7 separate regions of the Homo sapiens genome follow, and regions 1, 3, 4, 5, 6 and 7 are each linked to region 2. A link is a loop called in an ENCODE intact Hi-C map of the cell type or tissue named here. Cell type or tissue: A673. All regions are shown on one strand. Region 1 overlaps SIM2 (SIM bHLH transcription factor 2). Region 2 has its middle 8.4 kb from the start of CLDN14-AS1. Region 3 overlaps LOC105369308 (a long non-coding RNA gene). Region 4 overlaps HLCS (holocarboxylase synthetase). Region 5 overlaps HLCS (holocarboxylase synthetase). Region 6 overlaps CLDN14-AS1 (CLDN14 antisense RNA 1). Region 7 has its middle 110 kb from the start of SIM2.

Region 1 (4,000 bases), 290 kb after region 2:
TTTTTGTGATGTGGATGTATGATTGTTTCTAAAGTGCTTTAAAAGCATTTCAGAGCCTGGCCTGGGAACTAAACCCTGGGTGCTGTTTCCTACAGTCCTTTTTAAGACCCTGGGCTTCATTTTTGCATTTAGCAAGTATGTGTTGATGGTCATATTTGATGCATCCCTCCATCCCAGTGACTGTACCATTGTTAGATTTAACTCTAATGTAGAATGATCATCTCTTATTCTGACACTTTATCTTTTACAGACTTTGGATGGATTTGTTTTTGTGGTAGCATCTGATGGCAAAATCATGTATATATCCGAGACCGCTTCTGTCCATTTAGGCTTATCCCAGGTGGGTATTGCCTAATTTTATGTGCAACCAAAATATTAAACGAAGTGACAGCAGATTTTGACAGCCTCACCCAACTTGAAAATGAGTCTGTTTAAGTGTTTGCTTTTGTGTAAGAACATAACCCTAAATTGCAAAATCCTCTTCTCAGGACATCCTGCAGGGGTTTTCTTCTCCATATTACGTTTTACTTTTTTACTTTCTTTTTCCCTTGGGGTTTCATGACCAGTGTGTCTTCACCCCGTCAGCCTTGTTCCGAGATTCTGCCAAAACCCGGACTATCTGCTTATGTAGTAATGCTAGATGCCCTGAAAAGAGCTCCACAAAGGGACATGTTTCAGTCCACACTTGCTGGTCTGCACGTTACGGTATTATGAGTTGCTATAAAGCAAGAGGTAAGCTGATGTGGAACATGGATTTTATGCAGAATGTTCTTTGGGGAGAGAGAATGGGGAGGGGTAGATTTATGAGTGTTCGCATGGAATTCGGGGTCATTTTTCCTGACTTTTTCCAGTTCAGTGGTCGTTTCAGCAAAGCATTTTATATGCTTGTGATAGAAACTCATAAAACTCAGTTTACTACTGTTTTGAACAGCAAGGTTTCTTTAGAACATCTGAATATTACCAATTTTTCTGGAAAGATGGAATCATCTTCTTAAAAAAGTCCACCGTTTCCTTAGAGGAAAGAGGGGGACTCAGCTTTGTCTCTCCCTGGCAAGCCAAGGGTTTGATGGGGGATTTGGGGGCTCCCTGGGCCCATTGAATGTCTGAAAGGGGATAGTGTAACTGATCATTCTCATTCACATGCCTGACTTAACAAATGTGGATCATGATTTTAAAAGTCACATTTTAAACTACATATAGGGACTAAATATTTCTTCACATTGTGTACTATCAGAGTGATTTTTCACCGTGACTGAAGACACACTAGAATTAATGATAGATACAGAGGATGGGTTCCAGAGAGGCCCATATTGAATTTGAATTACACCTGCCTCCTAATGTAGTTAAGCCAAAATAAAACATGCCGATTAATGTGGCTTCAGTTTGCTCATTGAAAAACAAAATGACCACATTTGGCAAACTGCATCTGGTGTATTCCTTTTATTTTTCTGCCAATACTTTTTTTTATAAGCTTGCTATTTATTTACATCCTTCTCTTCTGATGTATGGATATCCTTATCCAGATCCACATGGGTTTATGTAACTCTGTGTTTCTCAGGCAAAACCCTTTAAAATGAATTACATATTAAAATGATATGGAAGTTTTTCTCTTCCTCTTCTCTGCTTTTATCAAACCAAGTCTCCCAAATACAGTTTACTAAGGCTTGGCACTTGTGCCTATGTGACTCGTGGGATTAGTGTACTTGTAGAATGGGAACTACTGTTGGGAACAGGAAATTTACTATTTTCCATAATTATTAGGTTGATGCAAAAGTAAATGCGGTCTTTCCATTACTTTTAATGGCAATGACCGCAATTACCTTTGCACCAACCTACTATTATTATTCTCTGAATTTTTATCTTGCCCTATTTAGAATCATGCAGGGCCCTTAAGTTGTACCCAGACTAGTTTCTACTTCTGACTTGGCCCAATTACTTACCTTTTTTAGTCATTTAGAAAACCTTTCATAGTCTTACAGTAATGTCACAAACACAACAAAACATTTCACACACTTTTAAAGATGACTGATCAAAAATCTTTTAAAATAGGTAAAGTCACTGTTATCAAATATTAAATTTAGATCTGAGCTCCCTAGCAGTCAAAGCAAAAAGGGAAATGTATTCAGTTATAGAGTTTTTATTGTCTGATAGGGCAGGTTCTTTAACCTACTTGAACCATGTAACTTAAATAGTAAAATCATGCCTGCTCTATCTGTCTTTAAGGATCGTGGTGAGAAAGGGATCAAAATGCCTATTTCATGTGATTTACAAACTACAGGGGGCAACACAAAATCCAGGCATACCCACAGTTTCATTTGAGCAAACTTGCTTTCAGTAGAGTCCTTTGGGGGCTCCTATTAGGGCTGCTTGGTCATTTGGAATGTCCTGGCCCATCAGGAGGTACTGTGCACATCCCAAGAGATCCGGTGCATTCAGTCAGGCCGTCCAAGTTAGCCTCTCTGTGTTATTTTTCTCTTTTTATGTGGAAAATAGAATTGATTGATTATAAACACAATAATTAAGAAGGACCAAAATATTGGATAGGTGACAAATCTGCCTCCGGTTCGTGATCGGCTCCACGGAAGGAAATCCAGGCAGCCTCACAAGTTGAAGTACTCTATTTCCTCATGATCATAATGCAGCAGGAAAACTTTGCATCATAATTTTGAGAGAGGAGAGGGGTTAGGCACTACCATTTTCTAAGAAAGTTGTAGAGATACATACATTGTCTCTTTCTCTCCAGTAGAAGTGATAGTTTCTAAAAAGATAAGTCAAACTGATCATTTGCATAGAGCAACTGATTTTTTCTGATTTCTCTGCGGGGCTGTGTTAGCATCAGTTCACAGCTACAAAAACACTTTAGTGCCAAGTGCCCTCTTTGTCGGTGTCTAGGGAGCGTTCCACGGTGAACTGTTTAAATAAGCAACAACTTTTCTCTCAAATCTTCCCCCTGTTCATGATTAACTCCATAGAAGGAAATCTAGGCAGAATCACAATGTGTATTTTTTTCTGTCTTCTTTACTTAAATAGTAAAATAAAGTATTGAATAGGATGTCAAATACCCAACTGGTCTTTTAAACATTTTTGCACCTTTTAGATTATTTTTTAAAAGTCAGGCAAATGTATCAAGCATGAGACCTTTATTAAAATGGGCTTAAACATTTTTTTTAAGTCATGAGAGATAAAAGTGTTAATAAAATTTTACCCAGTAGTCAGAGTAACCTTTTAAAAAGAATTTCTGATGAATAACGATAGTAGTAATAGCTGATACATGCTGCTCTTTTGTGTTCCAAAAACTTTCAATTACCTTCAATGACATTATCTTATTAAGTAAAGATGTCTTTCATGTTGATTCAGTGTTAAACTTTATGTTAAAAGATCATAGAGAATGTAAGCCCCTAGATCTGCTATAATTGTGTGGAAATTCACTACAAAGTGATTTTTTGTTTTGTTTTGTTTTTGGTCTAACCTCTACTAAATGACTATCCAAATTCTTTATTTGAGGGTATGGAAATGATTCTTTATGGGTTATAAGCCCATCCCCATTCCAAGTCTTTTATTAAGCCTTATTTGAACAAGTGTTGAAATAAATCTGCTTCGTATGGCAGAGCTAAAATTTTAGTTTTTTTTTTGTTTACACTAGTAAACAAGTGATTGTTGCTGCCAAACTTTGGTACTAAAACAATGACAGAGACAACCATAAAATGCCAGTTGTCTCCTCAGCCCAGGGTCCAAGTGTTAGGCAGTAGAGAGGCAGGCTTTCAGCCTGAAAACTCCCGTTGGTGGGCACACTCGCACACGTGTCCACACACAAAGCATCTAGACAAGTTTCTATCTACGTGGATGAGGTAGAGTTGGGGCAGCAATGTTTTTCCATGCGTGTTTACTAAATGATTTAGTTCCATGTGCTGTTTTGGTTAATGCAATTATTTTACTTTTATTTAGGGAGGAGGAAGAAAAATCCCCGTGTAAAAATGTAGCTGCTGTATACATTTTTAAG
Region 2 (4,000 bases):
AGTCTCTACAGCTAGAAAACCTTGGACTTTGTTTGCTTTGGTAGGGGAGAGGGGTAAGAGAAAATGTAGGGGGGGGTCACCCACAGAGAAACGAGAGACTGAGTTAATGCAGCTGGAAGCTGAGCCAGATTGTACTTCCCTTGCCTGGCATATTGAAGTAACACACTTGTTTTCATGCACAAATTCTCAGTGGCCACTGGGGGTCACTGTCCCCACTGAATCCACTCAGCAGTCCTGCTTCCTTAGGCCTGAAGGTCCCATGTCTCCGCCCCACCTCCTCTAAGTGATCCGCGCCCCTGTCCGGTCTTGGGAACAGAGTGGCCTTAGATACCGGCTTCCGCCCCGATGGCCAGACCCAGAGTGGAACACTGTTGAGCAGACAGGGGTGGGAGAGGATGATGAAAGCAGTATGTGCATGGCCATGCCTTTGTTCATTCATTCATTCATTCATTCATTCATTCATTCAAGAAATGTCTATCAAATATCCTCTGGGTACCAGAGGACACCTCAGGAACAAACCAGACAAAAGCCACCACCCTCTTGGGGCCTACATCCTGGCTTGGGGAGACCAACATAAGTAAATACAGGGAAAACAGAGTGGTGAGGCGCCCTGGGAGAGCTGGGTTGGAGACTGGGTTGTAGCCTGGAGTGAGAAGGGCCGAGCCGAGAAGGTCGAGAGGCAACGCAAGAGAGAACGGAAAGTGATCGGATGGGGCGTTCTAGATTTTTCTAGGAGCAGGATATCCTTGTCATCTAGGGTACCCGGTGTGTTCTCTGGGCAGGCTGGGTGTTTTGGGGTCCCCCACTGCTTCCCCACTTGGCATGAATCCCCATTTTGTCTGGAGTTGCCCTGTTCGTCACCCGGCCTCCCTGTCACCCTCCCCTTGGGAGTCGACCCCACGCCTGCCTGTGCGCAGCCTCTGGGGATGCAGTTGGGTGGTCCTCCGTCTCTGGCCTGGCCCTTTTGTCCCAGATCGAAGGCAGAACCACGTGTCATCTAGCTGTTACCTTCCATGTCCTGCTTTTAGCAAATTCTGTGGTGGTTTTAAGCACTCAGTTGTGAGAGGTGGTGGTTGTGGAGGGCACTTTCTTCTGCTGGCCCCTGTACCTTATGTCCTGCCTTAGCGTAGACAAGGTCAGCATGGAGGGGAAAATATTTCCACTGATGTGGGTCCCCTGCAGAGAGGGCTGTTTTTCCCTCAAGTTTCAGTTCTGAGTGATGGCGTGAAGCAACAGGTGTTGCCCCTTTCAAAGAGTCTGTAACAAATTTGTAGCAATGATTATACAGAGGGGGTAATAGACTGGCCCTTTTTTCTTCTTTTGAGATAGGGGTTCATTGTTGCCCAGGCTGGAGTGCAGTGGTACCATCTTGGCTTACTGCAGCCTCCAGGGTCAAACAATCCTCCTGCCTCAGTCTCCCGAGTATCTGGGACTATAGGCATGCACCACCATGCTCATTTTTAAATTTTTTCTTTTGTAGATCTCATTCCTGGGGTCTCACTATGTTACCCAGGCTGGTTTTGAACTCCTGGCTTCAAGCGATCCTCCCACCTTAGCCTCCCAAGTGCTGGTATTTTTTTTTTTTTTTTTTTTTTTTTGAGATGGAGTCCCGCTCTGTTGCCCAGGCTGGAGTGCAGTGGCGTGATCTCGGCTCACTGCAACCTCCGCCCTCCGAGTTCAGGTGGTTCTCCTGCCTCAGCCTCCCAAGTACCTGGCGCCTGCCACCGTGCCTGGCTAATTTTTGTATTTTTAGTAGAGACGGGGTTTCACCATGTTGGTCAGGCTGGTCTCGAACTCCTTACCTTGTGATCCACCCGCCTTGGCCTCCCAAAGTGCTGGGATTACAGGCGTGAACCACCGTACCCGGCCAGCCTCTGTTTTCTTAATACCCAGAACAACCTGATGTCTCCTTCCGTCATCAAATATTATCTATAAAAGCCATTTCAAGTGTCATCACAGATTCTTTCTTTGAAATCACTCTGGTCTCTGTTCCTGGTCAGAGCCCTTGGTGAGTCTGTATAGTCTGGGATGAAGTGAGGGCTGGTGTCAGCCCCTCCTGCTCCAGGTCTTCTCTTCCCTCGAGTTCCTCCTTGTCTCCTCCGGCCCTCTGAGTCTGTGGAGCTGGCTGTGCTCAAAAGCAAAACAAAAGAACATCACCTCAAGCCTGGGCTTTGTCCAGATCCGGAGTCAGCCTCTGCAAGTGAGCCGGACACATGCAATTTCCAAAGCTCAGGAGACTCCAGGCCCTCAGCGTAGGGAACCCCCGATGGGGGAGATTGGGAAGTCTGGAAAATTTGAAGGGGAATGGAATACTTGGAGCTCAGCCATTTCATGACAAGCATCCATATTCCACGACCCAAGAGGCTGAGTGTTGGGGAAAAGTCACCCCCCATGCCGGTGTCATTCTGCTTTCACGTGACAGTTACAGGAAGGAGTAAATGCCCTGTGACTGCCGCCACCCCCAAAGCAAGGAACTCGGGTTCCTAACAGGCCGGGCACTTGCGGAAGCCACTAGGGGGCGGTATTGCTAATCCTTCTCTCCTACTTGCCCCAAAGAGTCCTGTCCCTGTCTCCTTCCCGGGCCCAGGTCTCTTGTCCCTGCTCTCTGTGGGGCTCTGCTGTTGGAAACTGCTGTGAATTCCCTGGCGGCCCCTTATCAGATAGGCAGCTGTTCCCGTGACTGTCCCATCCAGAGTCCGACCATGCCTCCAGGACTGACATGTCTGCTGGTTGTCGTTGACACCAGAGGCATTTGAGTTGTTTGTCCTTTTGATTTCCACAGAATCCTCGATATTCAAGGCCGCCTTAGACGTGGCCTGTCTCCTAATCCTTGATGTCACTGGGCCACTGCCCCGCCACATTGCCTGGCTGGCCAGGTGGCCTGCCCACCCCCTAGCAGCAGCTCTCTCCCCACGGCCCCTGCACCAGAGGTGCGTTTTGATCGCCTCCTTTCCACCCTGTTGGTGAGGGAGGGATTCCCACACTGGGGTTTCGGGATGGTCAAACACAGCATCCAACACGGGACACCTGAGGTGCACAGCTGTTTGCTAGTCGCATCACTCACAGCTTGGGAGGGGGAGTACTCCGTCCAGGCAGGGCCACACGGGGCAGCACTCGAGGGCAGAGTGAACCGCAGGGGTGGTGGGCAGCCGGCTTTGCAGTAACAAGAGGACGGGGTCCCCCTGGTTCCCACAGGAGGATGTGATGGGCTCATGTGACTAATTCCTGGGGTGGTTGGGAAGTGAAGCCTGCTGCTCAGGGATAAACAGGAGATGCGCCTGGGGCCATGATAAGGCCCGGCTGGAGAGTGGGGAGGGGAGCTTGCAGTTAAGCCATTCAAGGCCCTTCCAGTTTTAGAGGCCAGGCAGCACCTAATATTAGCGTTAGACCTTAAACCAGGCGGGTGGGTGGAAGGCTGGCAAGGGAGTTGTCCTTGTTGGTGGCAGGGGACCTTAGGCCAGCGAGCCAAGTGACTGTCAGCTTCTCCCCCAAGTTGGGGCTGCCGGAGTGTGTGGGATGGTGAGAAAGGGGGTGTGGGAGGTGAGAGTGGAAAACCATGGACTTTGGAGCTAGAAGAGGGGCTTAGTTCTGTCTTAAGCAATAAATTGCCGTGGGTCTTTGCACATTTCACTTCACCGACCTTGGCCTCCATTTTCCTCTCTGTAAAATGGGGATGCAGCATATGCCTGACGGTGTTTGAAAGGATTACCTGAGACAGGTAGCTTCCTCTTTTTTTTTTTTTGAGACGGAGTCTTGCTCTGTTGCCCAGGCTGGAGTGCGGTGGCTCGATCTCAGCTCACTGTAACCTCCACCTGCTGGGTTCAAGCAATTCTCCTGCCTCAGCCTCCCGAGTAGCTGGGATTACAGACGCATGCCACCATGCCTGGCTAATTTTTGTGTTTTTAGTAGAGACAGCCTTTCACCACATTGGCCAGGCTGGTCTCCAACTCCTGACCTCGTGATCTGCCCACCTCGGCCTCCCAAAGTGCCAGGATTACAG
Region 3 (4,000 bases), 220 kb after region 2:
GTGCAACCAAGAAATTCAAAACTGATCTACATGCCCTGTCCAGGTTGACCAGTTATCCCGCTAAACTAGTAACCACCAGAGACTGAGCCTGGAGTGGGGGCTCTATCTGTGCCTTGCTTAGTTCTTCATTTTGATTAAAAATACAAATGCCTATATTCTACCCCTAACCCCTTTACTGACTAATTCATGGGATCCATTTGACCGCTATTGATGTTTTCTCACTTATTAAAAAAAATAGTTTCAGTGTAATTATTCTGAGTTAAATACATTTGCCTCTTTTTATCCTAAAAATTGGAAGTTGAAGAATCCTTTTGTTGCCCTTAATGAGCTACCGTAGTAGCTTCCTAGGGCTGCAGTCACAAAGTATTGCAAACTGGCTGGCTTGAAATAACAGAAACCATTCTCTCACGGTTCTCGAGGCAGACATCCAAAATGAAGGTGTTGGCAGGACTGGTTCCCTCTTGGAGACTCAAAGGAAGAACTGGTTCCATGCCTCTCTTCTATCTTCTAATGGTTGCTCTTGGTTTGCAACTGCGTAACCCCAGTCTCCATCCCTGTTGTCACATGGCTGTTATCCCTCCGCATGTCTGTGCCTTTACATGGTGTCCTCCTCTGTATGTGTGTCTCTGTATCTATTTTCCTCTTCTTATAACTTCCATCTTAGTTACATCTGCAAAGACTCCATTTCCAAATAAGGTCACATTCACAAGTACCAGGAGTCCAGACTTGAACATATCTCTTGCAGGGACACAGCTCAACCCCCAATGCACAGTGTGCCTGTCAACTTCCATACACACTGGTTTGGTTCTATCCCAGGAAGTGGGGAGCCAGGGCTGAGAGACCAAAAATCCTAGATCCTGGTCCCAAGTTCTCAGCCCATGACTACGCATTACTGTTTCTAACAATGATATCAAAGGATCCTAAAGACTGGTTATATTGAAATACGCCAAAGACAACCTCTAACCCTGAGGCCCAGAAAGCCCCAGGAATCTAAGCTCTCAGTCTTGGACCCAACAGCAAGCCCTCTCTCAACTACTCTGATGGTCTCCTGGCCCCGACATCAGCATGTGTAGCCTCCTGCTGCCTGTCTGCAAAGCCGTCCCTGCACAATACACTCTTCTAAGCATCTCAGAGAGGACAGGATGTGGCTTTGCATGGTAGTTGGAAATGATCAAGAAAATATATATTTACCAAAATCTGAGCTGAAATTAGGATATCCGGATGCTGAGTGTTAATGAGCAGCGTGTCGGTGTTTAACAACCGGGGCCACAGGCCATCAGTTTCACAGGACTCATTTGAATAATGCTTCCAACTGTACAGACAGTGCAGGGAAAGCAGTACACAGATTGGCTTATCAGGAAACACATAAAGGAAAGGAGGAGGGGGAAAAAAACCCCATGGGATCCTGCAGGCTAAAAAAAAAAATGCTAAAAGGAAAAATAAATGTACATGTGTACCTCTTAAGTCTCACAAATCTGCAGGGATTTGTAACTCAGGAAAACCCTGAAGTGAAACACAAATCAAAAAGGGACCAAGGGCCATAATCCACATTCCTAAATTAGTTGTCTTTTCCGGTAATGAAAAAAGAATCAGACTGTAAGTATACAATATCTCTCCCTGTCATTGCCGCTTCTTTCATTGCTTTCTTAAAATATTACAAAGCAAACAAATCCTGCATTCTAATCCATTATAAACCAGTTCCATATCTAATCAACTTGAAGCCAAAGCCATCTGAGCAGTGCAAACATTTTTTAAAAGAGTCATTCTAAGATAAGCAAAACAGGAAATTGGAGGTTGACGATGATGAAACTGATATCCAAATGGTAATCTGAGCAGTAAAGTCACTAAACCCTTCCTGCACCATAAACAGAGTTTCTTGGGATGTGTTTCATTCGCTTTCCCTGGCGATTTGGCAGTAGGTTGTACCAGTTAGTACAAATCATCATCTTTCTCTTCCTTACCCCATGTCGGCAGACCGCGGCCAGGATGCGGGATCCCAGGGCGCCAGGCGCTCCCATCTGCTCTGCTGAACAATGTGTGGTCCACCCTTTATCCAAGCTGCAGAGGGGAAGGGCAGATGGAGCCACCTTGCCTTCTAAGTGACTTCAGCAAAAGCACATCTGTCCTCCAGGGCAGGTTCTCGACCCCAGCACTATTCACATTTTTAGCTGGATCGCTTTTCGTCGTCGGAGGCTGTCTTGTTCGTGGTGGGTTGTTTAGCCGCACCCCTAGCTTCTACCCACTAGATGCCAGTAGCACCCCTCCCAGATATGACCATCAAAAAATGTCTCTGAACATTGCCAAATGTCCCTGGGAGTGGGAGGCACAATCACCCCCTGTTGAGAACCACTTAGAAAGAACTTTTGCTGGGAAGAGCTCAGAGCATGCATTTAAACAGTGTTCGGTGTTCTCGCATTAGCCTTTCCCAAGGGAATTAGTTACTAACTGAATGTCACCTTCTCCACGAGACTTCCCCTGAGCACCCTATTTATGCTCACTCACTATTTTCATTACTTATCATGTTAACTGTTTAATATTCTGCCTCCCCTGTTACACTATATGTAGTTCCAGGCACAGAGTAAATGTTCAAAAACATTTGTTGGCCAGGCAAGGTGGCTCATGCCTAGAATCCCAACACTTTGGGAGGCTGAGGTGGGAGGATCACTTGAGGCCATAAGTTAGAGACCAGCCTGGTCAACATAGTAAGATCCTGTCTCTACTGAAAGAAAAAAGAAAAAAATAGCCAAGCACAGGGGCATGTGCCTGTAGTCCTAGCTACTTGAGAGGCTGAGGCAGGAGGATTGCGTGAGCCCAGGAGTTAGAGGCTGCAGTGAGCTGTGATCATGCCATTGCACTGTAGCCTGGGCAACAGAGCAGGATCCTATCTTTAAAAAAAGAATTAAAATAAATTTTAAAACATTTACTTATTTGACAAATAAATGGAAAGAAACCAAACTTCACATAGTATAAACAAAGAAGAAATGAGTTGCCCATCTAACTAGGGTGATGTGGTGAGGAGGACCCAGGGCTCCTGGACTCAGTGCCACAGCCACGGTGCCAACAATGAATTCAATGACACCTGCTTGTCAGGGCTGTTGGGGGTTAAATAGGGTCGTGTGTGTATGTGCCTAACACGCAGCGCATGTGTGGGTGCTCCGGCCTGCCCCGCCTTCCCTACCTCTTTTCTGATGCAGCATCCTCAGCTCTTCCCCAGGGTGCTCCCTGCCTGTGGACTCCTGGGGCCCAGGCCAGACCCTGCCTGCAGATGATTTGAGGACCCGTGTCTTTAGCAGCCTGTTTGGTCTGAGGCCTGGGTCCATGGTGGCAGACCACTTGCCAGACCAACCCCTTGGCTGCCTGGCCTGTGAACTCCAGCCGCCCCACCTCTGGCCAGCACCCTGGGCCCATGCACAGTTCGACCTGGGCGAAGCTCTGTCTGCCACCTGGGACCCCCAAAGGTGCCACCTTGCCTGAGCCAGGCACTCCCTGCTCTCCTAAAGTCACTCAATCTTAGGAAATGTCTGTTGTCCAATCTGGCACACTCCATGCTGTGGGTGCTCACACTTCTTAGACGTAGTGCTCCACTGGGTGTGCTCTGTTCTTGGGGTAAAGCTAAGTCCTTGTGGCTTTAGACCAGAGAAGTTTCTTTCTGTCTTACAGGGAGTTCCAAGTAGTGAGGGCTGCTCAGCTCCACACAGTCACTCAGAAACCCAAGTCCCTTTCCCGTGTAGCTCCCCCATCCCCATGGCTTTCTTGTTGTCTACGTGACTGAATTCACTTGCCTTCCCCTGCTTCCAGCCAGGGGAAGGGGAAAGAGTATGGAGGAGATGAGTCCTACACAGAGACATGAGTCCCATATCCAGAAACGGCACTTCCTTACATTCCCATGGGCAGGAATCTAGTCCCACGGCCACATCTCACTGCAAGAGAGGCCGCAAGGTGCAGGCAGAAGGGAGGGCAGGCAGAGGGGAGATGTGGGGTCCCTTCCCCACTCTTCTCC
Region 4 (4,000 bases), 510 kb after region 2:
CTGGGGGGACCAAAAGGGGTCCACTGGCAGGCAACTCTGCAGGGGTGGAGGGTGGGGGGCTGGCTCTGCCCCACACACAGATTCAGGTCCCAGCCGGTCCTAACCCGCCAGCTGCCCCTCCCAGTGAGACCCTGCAGAGCGTGGCAGCCTGTGCTTTCTTTCTGCCATTGCTCTGGCAGAGATAAAAAGGAAAATGGAACCCAGAGAAACAGAAACAAGGCAGCTAGCTTCTCAACTGGGAAAGAATTACATTTTCTCTAGAACATCAGATTCGATAGAAAATAAAATCTATTAAAATGTTTCTATAAAATATAAAAGAATTATGTTTTTTCTGGTGTTCTGTAAGGGAAAGGATTATGTTTCTTCTATAAAATCAGTGTTTCTCAAAAACATTCATGTCCCAGCACAGTAAAGATGTATTGCTGCTGACTGCCTGTCACCCACTGGTGGCGGGAAGATGTGGTGGCCACCAGGTGATCGCACCCCGGACACCCCACAGTGAGCCATGTGGTGTATCAGTCTCTCACCCACCAACATCTGCAGAGAGGAAGCCATGGAGAGGTCCCCATATATATGGTCTTGGAGAAACAGTTCAAAGGGCTCTGCCAAGAAACTGGAACATCCAAGCAGGGGTAGGGCACCCAGGGGTACCTTCCACCCACAGAAGCAAAGGGACAGCTTCAGCTCGGAGGCCCCCACACACCAACTCAGAGCTCACAGTTAACCCTGGAAGTCACAGCTGCCACAGGCCATGAACAAGAGTCACGTGTTTTACTATCAGAGCGAACCCTTTCTAAATAATATGTCAAATATTAATATTAACCAAAGTATCAACACCTATGAGATTCCCTGCCTTTTAACATTCAAGTGTGACCATGTGTGAGATGCCTTCAAAGTCCAATGACACGCAGTCATTTGTTTTTAGTTTTTAATAACTAATTTGGCTCATTATAAAATAACTCATAACAAATAACCAATTTGGCTCATTATAAAATAACTAATAACTAATTTGGCTTATTATATATATAATCATTATAGAAAATTTGGAAAATACAGAGAAAGTTTTAAAAGATTATTAAAATCACCCTTAAGCACTCCACCACAAATAAGTCCCATATATACCAGATTTCCTTCCAGTCTTGTTTCCTTTTTTTTTTTTTTTTTTTGAGACAGGGTCTCACTCTGTTGCCCAGGCTGGAGTGCAGTGGCACAATCATAGCTCACTACAGCCTCAACCTCCCTGGCTCAGGCAATCCTCCTGCCTCAGCCTCCCGAGTAGCTAGGACTACAGGTATGCGCCACCATGCCTGGCTAATTTTTGTATCTTCTGTAAAGAATACGAAATTCTGCCAGGTTGCCCAGGCTGGTCTCGAATTCCTGGGCTTGAGCGATCCACCTGCCTCAGCCTCCCAAGGCATTGGGATTACAGGCTTGAGCCACTGCACCTGGCCCAGTCTTCTTTCTACGGAGATAGGTGTGTGGTAAACGTGTGTTTGTGTGTTTGTTTTATGGTTTAACTTTTTGTCATTTTGCTGAGACCCAAATTTCAATCCTGCTCCTGGGAGGTTCAATTAAACGTGAAAGCCTTGGTCGGAGGAAGCCCAGCTCAGCCGCCCACAGCCTGCATCTCAGCCAAGCCCTGCTTCCTCTTGGTATCGTGCACAGTGACACTGATGGAGCCACACATGACTGGGTTTTATAGTGGGAATCACACGCTACCATGGTGTCTGGGTGTCGATGAAGGTCTCCGAGCACATCCTTCCCAAATGCCAAGGGCTGACCGTCGCTGAGGCGAGTGTTTTTTCTCTTTGGGTCTTGCTACTATTCTTTCCAGTTATATCACAGTAACGGAGAAGCACATAAATCTTCTGCGCTATTCGTCATAAAGAGCAAGTGTCAAGGCACCAAACTGTGTAAACACAGCTGGTACGCAGTAAAACTATTTAGATAACTAGCATATTTATTTTGTTCTTTCATATCCCATACTATAATAGTACCTAGGACACAGTAAACGTTGAATGAAAGATGAATATTATTAACTGGGACATTGAAATAATTTCTGCAGACCCAAAAGAAAGTGCCACCAATATAATGGAAAACTATAAAATTATACTATGTGAAACTGATATAGACAGAAAAAAATTAAATCTCTGAAGAACAACTTTATAGTTCTAGGGTCCTGTATGCGAGGCAGCCTAGCTCAGCAGCGACACCCTGTGGTGAGAGATCTTTGACTCCCAGCAACAGAGTGTCTTGCAGGGCACAGGAAGCAGAAAGCCAGCCCAGGCATCCAATCCCTAAGGCAGGCGATGAGCCAAATGGACAGGCAGGATTTAGCAGATGACTGGGTGCCAAGATCCTCTCCATGGAACTTAATTCCGTGAGGATGACTGAGATCTGTTAAGTAGGGATGCCAGAAAGAAAACCAAATACAAAGCACAAACCCAATTCCATTCCCAGTCTCTGTGGTCCAGATCTATAAATACTGACCCATAGCACAGTGACTAGATGCAGGAGGAATTCAGCTGCCTCCGGAAAGACCACCTCAGGCAGTGCATATCCACCTTCAAATTCATTTGCACTATAATCCTTTAGAGAACTTGTATTCCAAGAAAACATCATATAAAACCTTGACTTCTGCCATTTCCTTCTACAGCAGATTCAAGGACACCTAAGCAGAGTTAATAAACATTAAGAGGCCGGGAGCGCCATGCCTGTAATCCCAACACTTTGGAAAGCCAAGGCAGGCAGATTGCTTGAACTCGGGAGTTCAAGACCAGCCTGGGCAACATGGCGAAACCCTGTCTCTACAAAAAGTATTAAAAATTAGCCAGGCATGGTGATGCACACCTGTAGTCCCAGCTACTCGGGGGGCTGAGGTGGGAGGATCGCTTGAGCTTGGGAGGTGGAGGCTGCAGTGAGCCATGATTGCACCACTACACTCCAGCCTGGGCAACAGAGCAAGACCCTGCCTCAAAAACTAAAAATAAACATTAAGAAATGAGGATATGTACAACATACACGTACTCATTCCATTCCTTGGGCTCCCAAAGTAAAGCAGAATTCAGTCAGAAATAAGCAGCTGAGAGGAAAGTAGTCCACAGCACAGATATCCAAGAAAATCAACAAGGCCAAGTGGAGGGCCCGCAATGGGAAGTGAACATTTCTGAAAATAATTATTTTCCAAAGTTATTATGTAATAAGGGGCTTAGTAGGGAGTGTCCATGTATGTGTATACAGAGCAAATATTTGCTTTAATCATGTTCAAGCATTTCATTCCCAAAGTTTGTGAAAGGGGAAATCAATACTCCCTCAATTGATCAATGAACAGGTGAAAAAGTATCACCTCCCACTGCCCCAGGCTGTTTAAAAAACTGGAAGGACAAAAATGTGAAGCATCTGTTGTGTGCTTGAATATAAGCAGACACATGATACAAAGCCCTGACATGGGTATTTCAGGTTATACTCATCCTAAATACACCAGAAATGCCAAGAGTTCCAAACTTCCACTCACAAGAGAATAACCTGGGGCAGGGCCACTCTTCCTATCCACTACTCTGTCCAAGAGTCCGGAGGTCAAGTCCGAAGACCAGCATGATCAGAACTCCGAGAAAGGGCAGGGAGCTCTGCCAAGGGCAAGGCCAGGCCACCTCACTCCCGGACTTCCCCAGCTGGGAGCCTCAGAGCAGGCACTGGCTAAGGTAGCCAGCCCCAGCCCTCCATCCCCAGGAAAAGGCGACAGAGAAGGTCTAGGGGACTGGCAGTGCTCTCAGATTTTCTATCTGTCTTCTCCAAGTGAGCCCATCACACCCAGATAGCTCATAGCTCTGCTCTCCTCCAAAAACTAAGGGACACAGTGTAACACAAAAGAAAGTGCCTCCTTTTTAAAAAATGTTGGGATGAGAGGTATAATTTGTTTGTTTCAAGAGAAAGTAGGTAAGTTTAGTGTTTAAAGTCACCTAGACTATTGGGTGTTTGCAGAAACTACATGGTTATGTCA
Region 5 (4,000 bases), 430 kb after region 2:
ATGTCCTAAAATAGAGCCACCTTCAAACTGCAGTAAAACACCTTCCCAAGAGGGCACACAGGTACAAATGGTCTTAAGGGCAAAAAAATCCACAGAGCCTCACTCTCCCATATGTGCTTTCCTAAAACACGTTATTTCGGAGCGAGCTTGGAGTTCAGGCACACAAAGCTCTATCTTTAAACCTCTCCTTAAACAACTGCCTTTCTCCCATGTGACAAAGAAAGGGAGAGCACTCACCCTCCCTGGGTGTAACTATGGAAGGAAGTATCCTGGAAGCGTAAAAACCTCCATGGGGCAACAGACAGGTCATACAAAATTCTGATGACAGCAAAAAATGTGCAGATCAAGGTTTTTATAACAGTATGTTTAAAACATGGGATAAAATACAAGTTTTTTTAAGTATGTTATTGTATTGATGAGGTAGTATTAAAATTAACCATTTCAATTTTCTCAAATAGTTTTAAGTACAGCAGATTAAACTAAATGTCTTTAACTAAAGCACTAACAGGTATAATGATAACAATTTGGTAAGTCACAGTAAAGTCTCTTAACTATCCTTCAGATATTAATAAAGTGAATAACTCTAATAACCAGTAACAGATTCTTTCACAAATCAGGTGGGTTCCAGTTCTTTGCTTTCAACAAAACTGAAGGAGGACCTAACTGAGTTATTAAGTCAATAAAAATAATTACTGATGAGAGTGCAATATAATTTTTGGCATATAACTTGTAAACATTTCAAAAAAACTGAGTGGCAATGCTGTTTTTAAAAATTAATTCCATCCAAATGGAATTAACATTTGTTTTTGTTGTAGAAAAGCATCCTGGAGTGATTAATAAAAGACTTTTCAAGCATAAAAATGGGTTATATTAGTATATTGTTCTATGGGGAAGAATGGAAATATGAGTTCAAAAATATAAAATAACGATGTGAAATTTTGACTATTAAAAAAGAGTCTCATATAACTTTTAATGGATAATGGCAGGCATCAAATAGGTATGGCATTTAAATTCATTGGATAAATTTTAGAAAGACATGAGACTCTTTGAACGTCAATATTTGTCATATGTTAAAAATCACATCCTACAATTAAGCTTTTGATGAGAACTGTTAGATGTCAGCTTAAACACGTGTAAGGGGATTTACAGATTTTCAAAATTATTTTAGGGGTACACAACTAAGAACACTGAACAATCACTGCTATAATGGCACCCTATTACTCTACCACAGGAACAAAAGCTCCCGGGGTTCCCACCAGAGACAGGCACATCTGGGGCACGGGGAAGGACGCTTAGAGTGATGCTCATTTAAAAAGCTCATTTTAACAGGGAACAGTAAGACAAGCATCAAAAGGAAGTGCAGACTGTACAGATCCTTGGAGCTCTGCAGGGGGAGTGACTTCTTAGGCGCTGGTTTTCCTCCTGTTTATGAGAGTAGGACTAATAATTTGAGCAGTTCAAGGTGGGGAAAAGCTTAAGTACTGAGTGCACTGAGGAAGCAGAGGTCACAGGAAGGACCCCATAGCGAGGTCCTCTGTGGGTGCAGGACTGCCCCCTAGGGGACATTTCAGAACTCTATTTTTCTGGTTGTCATAATGACCAGAACGTAGTGCTCAGAGGGGCCAAGGATTCACGATGTCTTGCAACACACAAGGTCAGCCCTGGACAACAAGATTCTCCCACTATTAAAACAAATTTTTAATATTCCACTGGACACACATTTAGATGAAATACTTGTTCACAATGATCTGACTTGAGAATCTGATTCTATTTTTGCGGGTACACAGCAAGTACTTTCTGTACAGCGGTATTAAACTCTAAATATTCCAAAGATAGGACCACCATGTAAATCAAGGGGGAGTTGGGTAAAGTCCATACAAGCACAATCTGTTTCGCACTCTGAGACCAGATCATCTCAGGCTACACTATTCATAGTGTCCAGGCTGCCCAAGACCTTGCAGCCATCATATTCATGTTTTTTTTTTGTATAGGTGCATGTGTCTATTTCATCACATCTTCTTAACAGTCAGATATGAGCACATATTCCGATGCATATTATTTTCTTTAACTTTTTATTTCTATATTGGTTTTTAGAATTATCTGTATAGATCGTTTATATAATGTATAAATCCAACTTCAAGAAGTTGGCCACGCATGGTGGCTCACGCCTGTAATCCCAGCACTTTGGGAGGCCAAAGCGGGTGGATTGCCTGAGGTCAGGAGTTCGAGACCAGTCTTGTCAACATGGTGAAACCCTGTGTCTACTAAAAATAAAAAAAAAAAAAATTAGCTGGGCCTGATGATGTGTGCCTGTAATCCCAGCTACTCGGGAAGCTGAGGCAGGGGAACTGCTTGAACCAGGGAGATGGAGGTTGCAGTGAGCCGAGATCACACCACTGCACTCCAGCCTGGGCAACAGAGCAAGACTCCATCTAAAAAAAAAAAAAAAAAAAAAAAAAAGGTTAAAGGTGGCAGTACAAAATGTTTGTTTGTTTGTAGACAGGATCTCGCTCTATTGTCCAGGCTGGAAATGGCACAATCATGGCTAACTGCAACCTCTGCCTCCCAGGCTCAGGCGATACTCCCATCTCAGTCTCCCAAGTAGCTGGGACCACAGGTGCACGCCACCACACCTGGCTAATTTTTGTATTTTTTTGTAGAGATGGGGTTTTTCTGTGTTTCCCAGGCTGGTCTCAAACTCTTGAGCTCAAGTGATCTGCCCTCCTTGGCTTCCCAAAGTGCTGGGATTACAGGTGTAAGCTCACACACCTGGCCCAAAATATTTGTTATAAAAAGAGATATGGACATGCTACAACATGGGTGAATCTTGAAAATATTATGCTAGATCAAAGAAGCCAGAGGTGAAAGGCCGCATGTTATATGATTCCATAGCTATGAAATGTCCAGAACAGGCAAATCCATAGAAACAGAAAGTAGATGGTGACACCCAGGGCTGGTGGGTGGGGGGCAGGGGGAAGGGGAGTGACTGCTAATGGGTACAGGGTTTCTTTTTGGGGTGATTTTAAAAAGTTCTAAATTTGAGTGTGGTGATGACCATACAAGTGAGAATATAATTTTAAAAACCACCGAATTAATTGTATGCTTTAAGTGGTTGAATTGTATGGGATGTGGTTTATATTTCAAAAAGCTTTTTTAAAGTATTGGTCAAATTTGGTTGAAAAGCGCTACTCCAGACTTGCTCACATGGAAGAGAACTGGAGGGGAAAAAGGTAGGCCAGAACATCTAGGTGGGACCCCTACAGGGTTAAAACAGCTATGAAGTATCAGAACACTTCTGCTATTTAGACTGCGGAAGGCTTTCATTTTAAAGGACATACAAATGGCAATGAACATAGGTGAGACTTTCCAAAATAGAATCTATCTCAGATTGCAAATAAATACCACGGCTTCTATGGGTCGAAAAGACATAAATAACACACACCACCGCCAATAGTAGTCCTTTGAAACCCTCCAGACCCAATTAACACACTAAGAAAGCATAAAAACATAAACTGTTCTAGGAAGTATATCATCAGGTAAGGTAACACAGTCCCCCCAGCAACAAAAAGAAAAATAGAAGGAAGGAAAAAAAAATGAATGTCCAAATAGCACCCACCACCAATAATCACCTAGTTAAGAGAAAACCACATCTAGGGATCAAGTTCCCTCACCTCAAGTTATGAGGCGGGTATGAGCCAGTGCATGAAACAGCTAATGTATTCTGAAATCAGAAAACCAGAGCAAAGGAACTAAGATTTACTAGCACGTAAAACCACACACACACACAGACATACATACAAGGTAATTTCTCCAGGCAGCATCTTACTTTGATTACCTTAAATTAGTAATTTGCTAATGCAGGCAGTTCTCACTTTGCATGGTCCCACATTAACTGAAAGTCACGCATGTCCATTGCAAACAGTGTAAAGTGAGGACACTGTTCTGATATGCACAAATTTCAGTTTACATGGCGCCATGCAAAGCAATAAATGCCTCTACC
Region 6 (4,000 bases), 66 kb after region 2:
GCTCAGCTACCCTTTCCCTCCAGTCTCACTTCTTGTCTTCCTCCTTCTTGTCCTTCTTGCCATCCTTGGTGGCCTGGCAGGCCAGGGAGCCCACAGCGTTTCAAATGGCTTCATTGTTGGGATCCACACCTGGGAGGTTCTCCAGGACACTCTGAAGGAACTCAGGATCCTGCATCACGTCGTAATCATCCTCCTCCTTGGCTGGCTGGCAAGTGTCCATGGCTGAGCTGGCATCAATGTCTACTGATTCCGCCTGGCCAAACTCTGCTCCTGCAGGGACATCTTCATGACATAAGCAATCCCCTCTTCCTTAGGTCAGGAAGTCCGGTATGGCCAAACTCTTGTTGGCTAATGGTCATCTTCAGCAGGACCTCGTCTGAGCCTTCAGTCCCAGTTGTAGCAATCCTGGCCTCAGCAGCAGAGGCTGCAGCTGCTCGTCTGGGCTCCTCATCCTGCCGCTGCTGCTGCTCCTCCATAGAAACCCGAGGGCCAAGGCCAGCTGAGGATCAGCACTGGGATCTACTCCAAATTCAAAGTCACTGGCACCGAGACCCAGCATGGCACCCCCTTCCCCAGCCAAAATCGGAGAACTGATGAGAGCATCAGCCAAGCTGGGCCCAGGAGGCACTGCCACCAGATGAGAACCGCTTCCATCTTTGCCATTCAACGTGTTTACAAAGGCTGTCAGCTTTTCTCTGTTCACCTCCTCTTCCCCCAAATTTATCATGTCAACATTTACTTTCTCCTTCTTGAGGAATTTAGCCAGTTTCACCAGATCCTTCTCATTGCCTTTGGGCTTCCCACGAAGGCAATGATATGCGTCTTGTGATTCTTGCCCCGTCAGCGCTTCAGAGCCAGATGGGCCATGTGGATGCCAGTGTAGAAGGTGATCTTGCCCTTGGGTTGGACGGTGTGTAGCTTGGACAGGATGCGGCCGGTGTCTAGAGTGAGTGTGGTCAGCACTTCACAGTCATTAGCCAGTGTGATGAGGGCCATGTTGTTCTCAGGGTTGCTGTGGATTTTGTTTAATTTTTTTTTTTTTTTTGAGACTGAGTCTTGCTCTGTCACCTAGGCTGGTGTGCAATGGCGCAATCTCAGCTCACTGCAACCTCTGCCTCTCGGGTTCAAGGGATTCTCCTGTCTCAGCCTCCCAAGTAGCTGGAACTACAGGCGCCTGCCACCACACCCGGCTAATTTTTGTATTTTTAGTAGGGACGGGGTTTTACCATGTTGGTCAGGCTGGTCTTGAACTCCTGACCTCATGGTCTGCCTGCCTCGGCCTCTCAAAGTGCTGGGATTACAGGCGTGAACCACTGCGCCCGGCCTGTTGTGGGTTTTGAATGACATACTATGTTGACAGCGTCTTGCTGGGCCTGCAGCTGGGTGGGGAAGAAGTCCTCATTCTGCACATACTCACTGTTGTCCACACACACCATAGCGCTTTCCAACACCATCCTGCCACCCTCCTCCCTCCCATTTCTTGAAATAATCCTTCATGTATAACTTAGGTTAATAGTGCCTCATAGTCTACTTAGAAAGAATCAGATAGAATTTTCTTTAGTAAGGAAATTTCCAAATAGAGAATAGAAAAGTTAATTGATGGCAATGTATTTAATAGCGAGGATCAGTGAGGAAATGAATTAAAGAGGTTCCTTTTACACTTTTCTTCTCTGAAGCTAGGTACACCTTAGTTCATGTTGCAGCTTCTTTGGTGCTGTCAGATCATAGTTGGTATGAAATGGGAAGTTTCTGAAAGTCAGATGACACATTTGTGAAATGCAACCTCACTGTTATCTACCCGGCACCCATCATTTAGCTGACAACAATCTCAGCAACAGGCATTTCAATGTGGTCCTGCGTTTGCTAATTGCTGGTGTGTACTCAGGACACCGGAAGATTTAACCTTTTGGATGAGACAGATACCAGTAACTTCCCAGCTGAGCTTCCCAGGAATGAACTGATGAGAAGTGACATCCAAAAAACTGTCTCTTAAAATATAAAGAGATCAAAAGCATGAAGTAGAGACTCAAACAGGTGTGTGCACACTCACCTTCATAGCAGCATTATTTGCAATAGTCAAAAGGTGGCAGCAGGCCAGGCGTGCACTGAGAGACGAATGGATAAACAAAATATGCTGTAACCACACAATGCAACATCCAGCCAGAAAAAGGAAGTTCTGACACATGCTCCAACACGGCTGAACCTTGAGGATGTTATGTTAAGTGAAATATGCCCATTGCAAAAAGACAAATACTGTGATTCCCCTTCCTTCCTTCCTTCCTTCCTTCCTTCCTTCCTTCCTTCCTTCCTTCCTTCCCTCTCTCTTTCTTTTTGAGACAGAGTCTCACTCTGTTGCCAGGCTGGAGTGCAGTGGCGGGATCTCAGTTCACTGCAACCTCTGCCTCCTGGGTTCAAGCGATTCTCCTGCCTCAGCCTCCCGAGTAGCTGGGATTACAGGCACGTGCCGCCATGCCCAGCTAATTTTTGTATTTTTAGTAGAGACGGGGTTTCACCATGTTGGCCAGGATGATCTCAATCCCTTGATCTCGTGATCCACCCTCCTCGGCCTCCCAAAGTGCTGGGATTACAGGTGTGAGCCACCGCGCCCGGCCTGTGATTCCACTTTTATGAGATACCTAGTATAGTCAAATTAATAGAGACAGAAGGTAGAATTGCGGGTGCCAGGGGCTGAGGGCGGGGGGGTGGGGAGTTACAGTTTAATGGGTACAGACTTTCAGTCTGGGAGGAGGAGAAAGCTCCGGAGAGGGATGGTGGTGGATGGCTGCATGATATGCGTGTACTTAATGTCACAGAACTATGTACTTCAAATGGCTGAAATAGCACATTTTACGTTATGTGTGTTTTACTACAATAAAAAATACAGAAAGAGGCCGCGCACAGTGGCTCACGCCTCTAATCCCAGCACTTTGGGAGGCTGAGGTGGGCAGATCACCTGAGGTCAGGAGTTCAAGACTAGCCTGGCCAACACGGTGAATACAAAAATTAGCTGGGTGTGGTGGCATGCATCTGCGATCCCAGCTACTCAGGAGGCTGAGGCAGGAGAATCACTTGAACCTGAGAGGTGGAAGTTGCAATAAGTCGAGATCAAGCCACTGCACTCCAGCCTGGGCAACAGAGTGAGTGAGAGTCTGTCTCAAAGAAAAAAAAAAAAAAATATATATATATATATATATATATATGGAGAGAGAGAGAGAGAGAAAGAGAATGGGGGGCGGGAGAGAGAGAGAGAAAGAGAGAGAGAGAGAGAGAGAACATCCAAAACTGATATTAGCCATTCTGAATTGGACTGTCCCATCAAATGTGGTCTTGCAGCTGTCCACTTGTTTAGGAGTAAGGAGTTTTATTGGAATGAATGTTCTCAGATATTAATCAACACAGTACCTCCCTCCCTTCTCAGTTCCAGCTGATGCTGAGACACCAATGGCAAATCTTGATCCATGCCCACCCCAGGAGGATGAGCGACAGTCAGGATTTTGGGCCACAACACATGCAGCTTCCTGCAGTGTCCTCTTCTCCAGGGTGTGCTGTGGGAAGGCCTCACCAGCTTGGGCAGGGGCTCAGCTCTCACGGGACGAGGCAGCTGAGTAGCTGATGGCAGGGCCTGGTGGGGGGCCGGGGACGACGGCAGAGTCATCCACTGCCACTCTGGACAAAGGCCAAACCTGTCCTGGATGCCACCTAGTTGCTGCCCTCTTAACCTGACCCTCTGGCCTGCCTCAGACCTTATAATTTCCTAAGCACGTCTGCATAGACTGTTATTTAGTCTTGCCAATGACCGCGAGGGAGCTGTTATCACTGCCAGGCATCATGTCCAGTCCTCACGGCTGGCCATAAGAAGATCCGGGCCTCACCTGGGCCTCCCATCCAAGCCCCAAGTTCTTTCCTCCCCCAGTAGCCAGCCAGAGCCACCAACCCTCCCTCAAGCCATGAGAGGAAGCAGCTGTGATGAGCACTGAGCCCTCAACCAGGAGCCGTTGAA
Region 7 (4,000 bases), 170 kb after region 2:
CATCCCTGTGGGTGGTGAAGGGCCGGGAAGGCAAGTGTGCAGGACTGTGGGTGCTGGGCTTATCTGGAGGCATCTGCTGAGGGGAGGCCAGCACATGTTTCTTAAGAACAAGGGCACGCGTCTTATCCCCTTCTCTTCCTGGTGGGCCGGGCTCCTTGGTGCAAAGCAGCTCTTTTTTTTTTTTTTTTTTTTTTTTTTTTGAGATGGAGTTTCGCTCTTGTCACCCAGGCTGGAGAGCAGTGGCGTGATCTCGGCTCACTGCAACCTCTGCCTCCTGGGTTCCAGTGATTCTCCCGTCTCAGTCTCCCAAGTAGCTGGGATTACAGGCATGTGCCACCACGCCCAACTAATTTTGTATTTTTAGTAGAGACGGGTTTCTCCATGTTGGTCAGGCTGGTCTCAAACTCCCGACCTCAGGTGATCTGCCCCCCTCGGCCTCCCAAAGTGCTGCGATTTAAAACAGGTTTATTGGCAGGGCGCAATGGCTCATGCCTGTAATCCCAGCACTTTGGGAGGCTGAGGCGGGTGAATCACCTGAGGTCAGGAGTTTGAGACCAGCCTGGCCAACATGGCGAAACCCCATCTCTACTAAAAATACAAAAATTAGCCAGGCGTGGTGGTGCATGCCTGTAATCCCAGTTACTCGGGAAGCTGAGGCAGGAGAATCGCCTGAACCCAGGAGGCAGAGGTTGCAGTGAGCCGAGATCAAGCCATTGCATTCCAGCCTGGGCAACAGAGCTAGACTCCTGTCTAAAAACAAAACAAAACGAAAAACCCAAAAATCATAAAACAGGTTTCTTTCCACGTTCCTGATAGTTTCTGGCTTCTGCAGCCACACAGACCTTCACCACTTTCTAAGCCTGCATTTGCTGACCATCCCCACATCCTAAACCAAGCCCTCTGACCTCAGTTGTTCCTGCGAGGATGCCTTGTCCGGAGATGGCAGAGGTTCCCGCCACTGCTTTTCCGTGCCTGCCCTCCCGCCACTGCTTTTCCCAGCACACCCTGCCACCCCAGTGTGGAGGCTCCACTGACCATCACGGGGAGAGTTCTATCGGCACCTGCCTCCTGCCCCTGTGAGATGCGTCTTGGGGGAGTCATGTGGCCTCTTGACACCTCAATTGCCTCACTGGCAAGCTAGGGATAATAATGTCACCTCCTGAATCAGCGTGGGCATTCAGGAGCTACTGAGTGTGTAAAACCCTGCAAAAGGCAGAGGCCACTCCCATGCCAGAAACAGTCTCCACGTCTCCTTCTACAGACCCCTCCTCCGAGTCCCCTTGGTCCCCAAGGACAGCACCAGCCATCCTGTCTCCATGGCCTTTGTGTTATCAGTAGGGCTGCCAGACGAAACACAAGACACCCAGTTAAATTTAAATTTCAGATAAACAACAAATAATATTGAGTATAAACATGTCCCGTGCAATATTTTCATTTGCTATATCTAGTGACCTGAATCTAATGAGAGGGCACGTTTCACAGGGCTGGACACCATGTGTGTTTCATCTGTGCTCCCCGACCCTCCCTCCTCCCTCCCCAGCCTGGCACACTGCCGGGCACATGGCCTCAGTATCCAATAGGCCGGCGGTTCTCAGCAGGGTCAGGACTGCCCCCTAGGGGCTATTTTGGAAATTCGAGGAAGCCTTTGTGATTGGCAGGATTACAGTGGGGGACTTCCTGGCCTTGAGGGGACAGGAGCCAGGGGTGCTCCAGGACCTGCCAGAATTGTCCTCTCTGTAGAGAGTTGTCCTTTACCCCACACACCATTCAGGTAAATGACAAACCCGCTTAGGACCGTCTGAGCCTGGAAACTCACTCCATAGGAACATAAAGTGGATTTTGTGCTGTATTTCCAGGAATGCAACTACTGTACTTTGTTTTAGTCTCATGACAAATTGCATCTGTGGTTTTGAGGCCTCGGTATATTACACCTGCATCAGCCCCTCTTTGTGGCTGTGGATTCCTTCAATTGCCTCTTTCTGATGGCTTCATTGTGTCTTCTAGTGTAGATAGAGTGAGTGCTCAAGCACATTAGGCATTGAATATATTTTACTTTATTACAACCCTCCACTTTCCTTGTATTTCCTTCATATTGCACTTAATATATTATGTGTACTTAATGCATGTCTCTCATTTCAGATTCTGTGTCGTGATAGGTATATGTAACAGGAATCTGCACTATCGTCTGTGGTTTTTGTTTCAGGATGGTAAAAAGGCTGTTATAAAAGATTTGTTATGAAAGGGGTCACCCCTAGAACAGTTCTGTGTCTTGATCATAGTGGCGGTTACATGAATTTTAACATGTGATAAAAAGACTTAGAACGATTGCATACACATTGTGCCAATGCCAAGTTTCTCATTTTGCTACTGGACCACTGTTACAGAAGATGGAGCCATCAGGGTAAACTGAGGAAAAGATACACAGGAGCTCTTTGATTATCTTGGCAGCTTCTCTTGCATCGAGCATGATTTCAATATTTAAAAAAAGATTTTTTTGGTGCTTATTTATTTATTTATGTGAGACAGAGTCTTGCTCTGTTGCCCAGGCTGGAGTGCAGACATGATCTCAGCTCACTGCAACCTCCGCCTCCCGGGTTCAAGCAATTCCCCTGCCTCAGCCTCCCAAGTAGCTGGGATTACAGGCCCCCGCCACCATGCCTGGCTAATTTTTGTATTTTTAGTAGAGACAAGGTTTTCCTATGTTGGCTAGGTTGGTCTCGAACTTCTGACCTCAAGTAGATCCACCTGCCTCGGCCTCCCAAAGTGCTGAGATTATAGGCTTGAGCCACCGTACCCAGCCCTGTTAATTTATTTATTTTTAACTTTTATTTTAGTTTCGGGAGTACGTGTGCAGGCTGGTTATATAGTTAAATTAGCATCACGGGTTTATTGCACAGATTATTTCACCACCCAGGTATTAAGCCCCGTACCCAGTAATTATCTTTTCTGCTCCTCTCCCTCCTCCCACCCTCCCCCTCAAGTCAGCCCCAGTGTGTGTTGTTCCCTTCTCTGTGCTCCTGAGTTCTCATCATTTAGATCCCACTTATAAATGAGAACATGCGGTATTTGGTTTTCCGTTCCTGTGTTAGTTTGCTAAGGATAACGGCGTCCAGCTCCATCCATTTCCCTGCAAAGAAAATGATCTCCTTCTTAAAAAAATTATCCTTTTAAGCGAGAGGAGTCACCAAGTCCTGACTTCAGGTTGAGAGCCACCCAAGAGGTGGATCCAAGGGTTTCTCTTCCAGCCTGCCGGCTAGTCCTGCTTTGTGTGGAGTTCCTCCTCAGGAGAGCTTGCCTACGGGAAGGTGCAAGCACCTGAGAGCTCCATCCACTTCCCAGCAGCAGAAACGGGGAGCCGGGCTGCTGCTTCCACTCCTATCTCCAGCCCTTGGTTGCTTGTCCTTTGGGGTAGCCAGACGCAGGCTCAAACCCCAGGTCGTATGGCAGGTGGCCTGGCCTTAGAAAGTCTAAATGAAGGCAGAGGGGCCTCGGCGGGTCACACCCCTCTGCACTGGCTGAGGCCCATCGCCCACCTGGCTCCCCTGCCAGCCCCCAGACCCCGGCCCCTACCCCTCACTTCTCACTGTCGGTGGGCTGCTTCCCTCACTTCTCCCTCCAAATCCACCTGCACACCTGGGCCACGTCCTCTGCAGAATAAGGGAGGCCTTGAATGTGAACTAATTTTATTTAGCATAAGCCCGGCTGCCCGGGTCTTCTGTGCACGTCTCCCAACTGGGATCTCTGGAATCTCTCTCTCCTGGCTGTCAGGTGCACCTGCCCACCAGGCCTCACAGCCCGCATCACTACAGATCCAGCCGGGGTGAGTCACCAACAGCAAAAAAAGGGGGTGGGAGGAGAATGCACGTGTACACACTTCAGAATTCGTGAAGCTCTCCTCCATTCCTGGCTCCGTGTCAGGCACCAAACAGACACATAATTCACAAGTTCTCCCATCTGCCCTGAAGGATTCAAGGTCAGACAGTAGAACTGGGGGGCCACT

The links. Hi-C counts contacts between places; a loop is a spot of excess contacts. Peaks named below come from ENCODE experiments on the same cell type or tissue, not always from the same donor. Only the 100,000 strongest peaks of a DNase experiment are listed, where the experiment ranks them.
Region 1: a loop joins it to region 2, with 3 times the contacts of the local background. A loop is called at or near these places in 4 of 110 quality-filtered maps.
Region 3: a loop joins it to region 2, with 7 times the contacts of the local background. A loop is called at or near these places in 6 of 110 quality-filtered maps.
Region 4: a loop joins it to region 2, with 8 times the contacts of the local background. A loop is called at or near these places in 59 of 110 quality-filtered maps.
Region 5: it touches region 2 in a loop (2.3-fold over the local background); 3 of 110 quality-filtered maps call a loop at or near these places.
Region 6: a loop joins it to region 2, with 3 times the contacts of the local background. A loop is called at or near these places in 14 of 110 quality-filtered maps.
Region 7: a loop joins it to region 2, with 3 times the contacts of the local background. A loop is called at or near these places in 27 of 110 quality-filtered maps.

The regions. Positions count from the first base shown.
Region 1 is chr21:36,712,283-36,716,282 of GRCh38, forward strand. It overlaps SIM2 (SIM bHLH transcription factor 2), which reads left to right. Exons shown (of 11, transcript NM_005069.6): 3 at 251-340. Among named protein-coding and RNA genes, the nearest start is that of SIM2, 15 kb to the left of the region's middle. In A673, no CTCF peak of the experiment used is centred here; a DNase peak (open chromatin) is centred at 1,689; H3K27ac peaks cover 3,277 bases.
Region 2 is chr21:36,419,907-36,423,906 of GRCh38, forward strand. No RefSeq gene overlaps it. Among named protein-coding and RNA genes, the nearest start is that of CLDN14-AS1, 8.4 kb to the right of the region's middle. In A673, CTCF peaks have their summits at 206 (motif pointing right) and 2,493 (motif pointing right); DNase peaks (open chromatin) are centred at 235 and 2,545; H3K27ac peaks cover 2,754 bases.
Region 3 is chr21:36,638,815-36,642,814 of GRCh38, forward strand. LOC105369308 (a long non-coding RNA gene) reads right to left here. Exons shown (of 3, transcript NR_188246.1): 2 at 1-4,000. Among named protein-coding and RNA genes, the nearest start is that of SIM2, 58 kb to the right of the region's middle. In A673, a CTCF peak has its summit at 2,229 (motif pointing right); DNase peaks (open chromatin) are centred at 1,547 and 2,297; H3K4me3 peaks cover 773 bases; H3K27ac peaks cover 4,000 bases.
Region 4 is chr21:36,925,595-36,929,594 of GRCh38, forward strand. All of the region lies in intron 5 of HLCS (holocarboxylase synthetase), which reads right to left. Among named protein-coding and RNA genes, the nearest start is that of HLCS-AS1, 39 kb to the right of the region's middle. RefSeq lists a silencer at 2,159-2,351. In A673, a CTCF peak has its summit at 2,222 (motif pointing left); a DNase peak (open chromatin) is centred at 2,257; H3K27ac peaks cover 703 bases.
Region 5 is chr21:36,853,103-36,857,102 of GRCh38, forward strand. All of the region lies in intron 6 of HLCS (holocarboxylase synthetase), which reads right to left. Among named protein-coding and RNA genes, the nearest start is that of HLCS-AS1, 110 kb to the right of the region's middle. RefSeq lists an enhancer at 1,427-1,721. In A673, CTCF peaks have their summits at 1,542 (motif pointing left) and 1,741; a DNase peak (open chromatin) is centred at 1,529.
Region 6 is chr21:36,485,958-36,489,957 of GRCh38, forward strand. All of the region lies in intron 2 of CLDN14-AS1 (CLDN14 antisense RNA 1), which reads left to right. It also overlaps a transcript of CLDN14 not described here and the pseudogene PSMD4P1. Among named protein-coding and RNA genes, the nearest start is that of CLDN14, 7.8 kb to the left of the region's middle. In A673, no CTCF peak of the experiment used is centred here; a DNase peak (open chromatin) is centred at 2,164; H3K27ac peaks cover 3,857 bases.
Region 7 is chr21:36,587,955-36,591,954 of GRCh38, forward strand. No RefSeq gene overlaps it. Among named protein-coding and RNA genes, the nearest start is that of SIM2, 110 kb to the right of the region's middle. RefSeq lists a silencer at 1,502-1,561 and an enhancer at 1,692-1,741. In A673, CTCF peaks have their summits at 1,617 (motif pointing left) and 1,820; a DNase peak (open chromatin) is centred at 1,577; H3K27ac peaks cover 515 bases.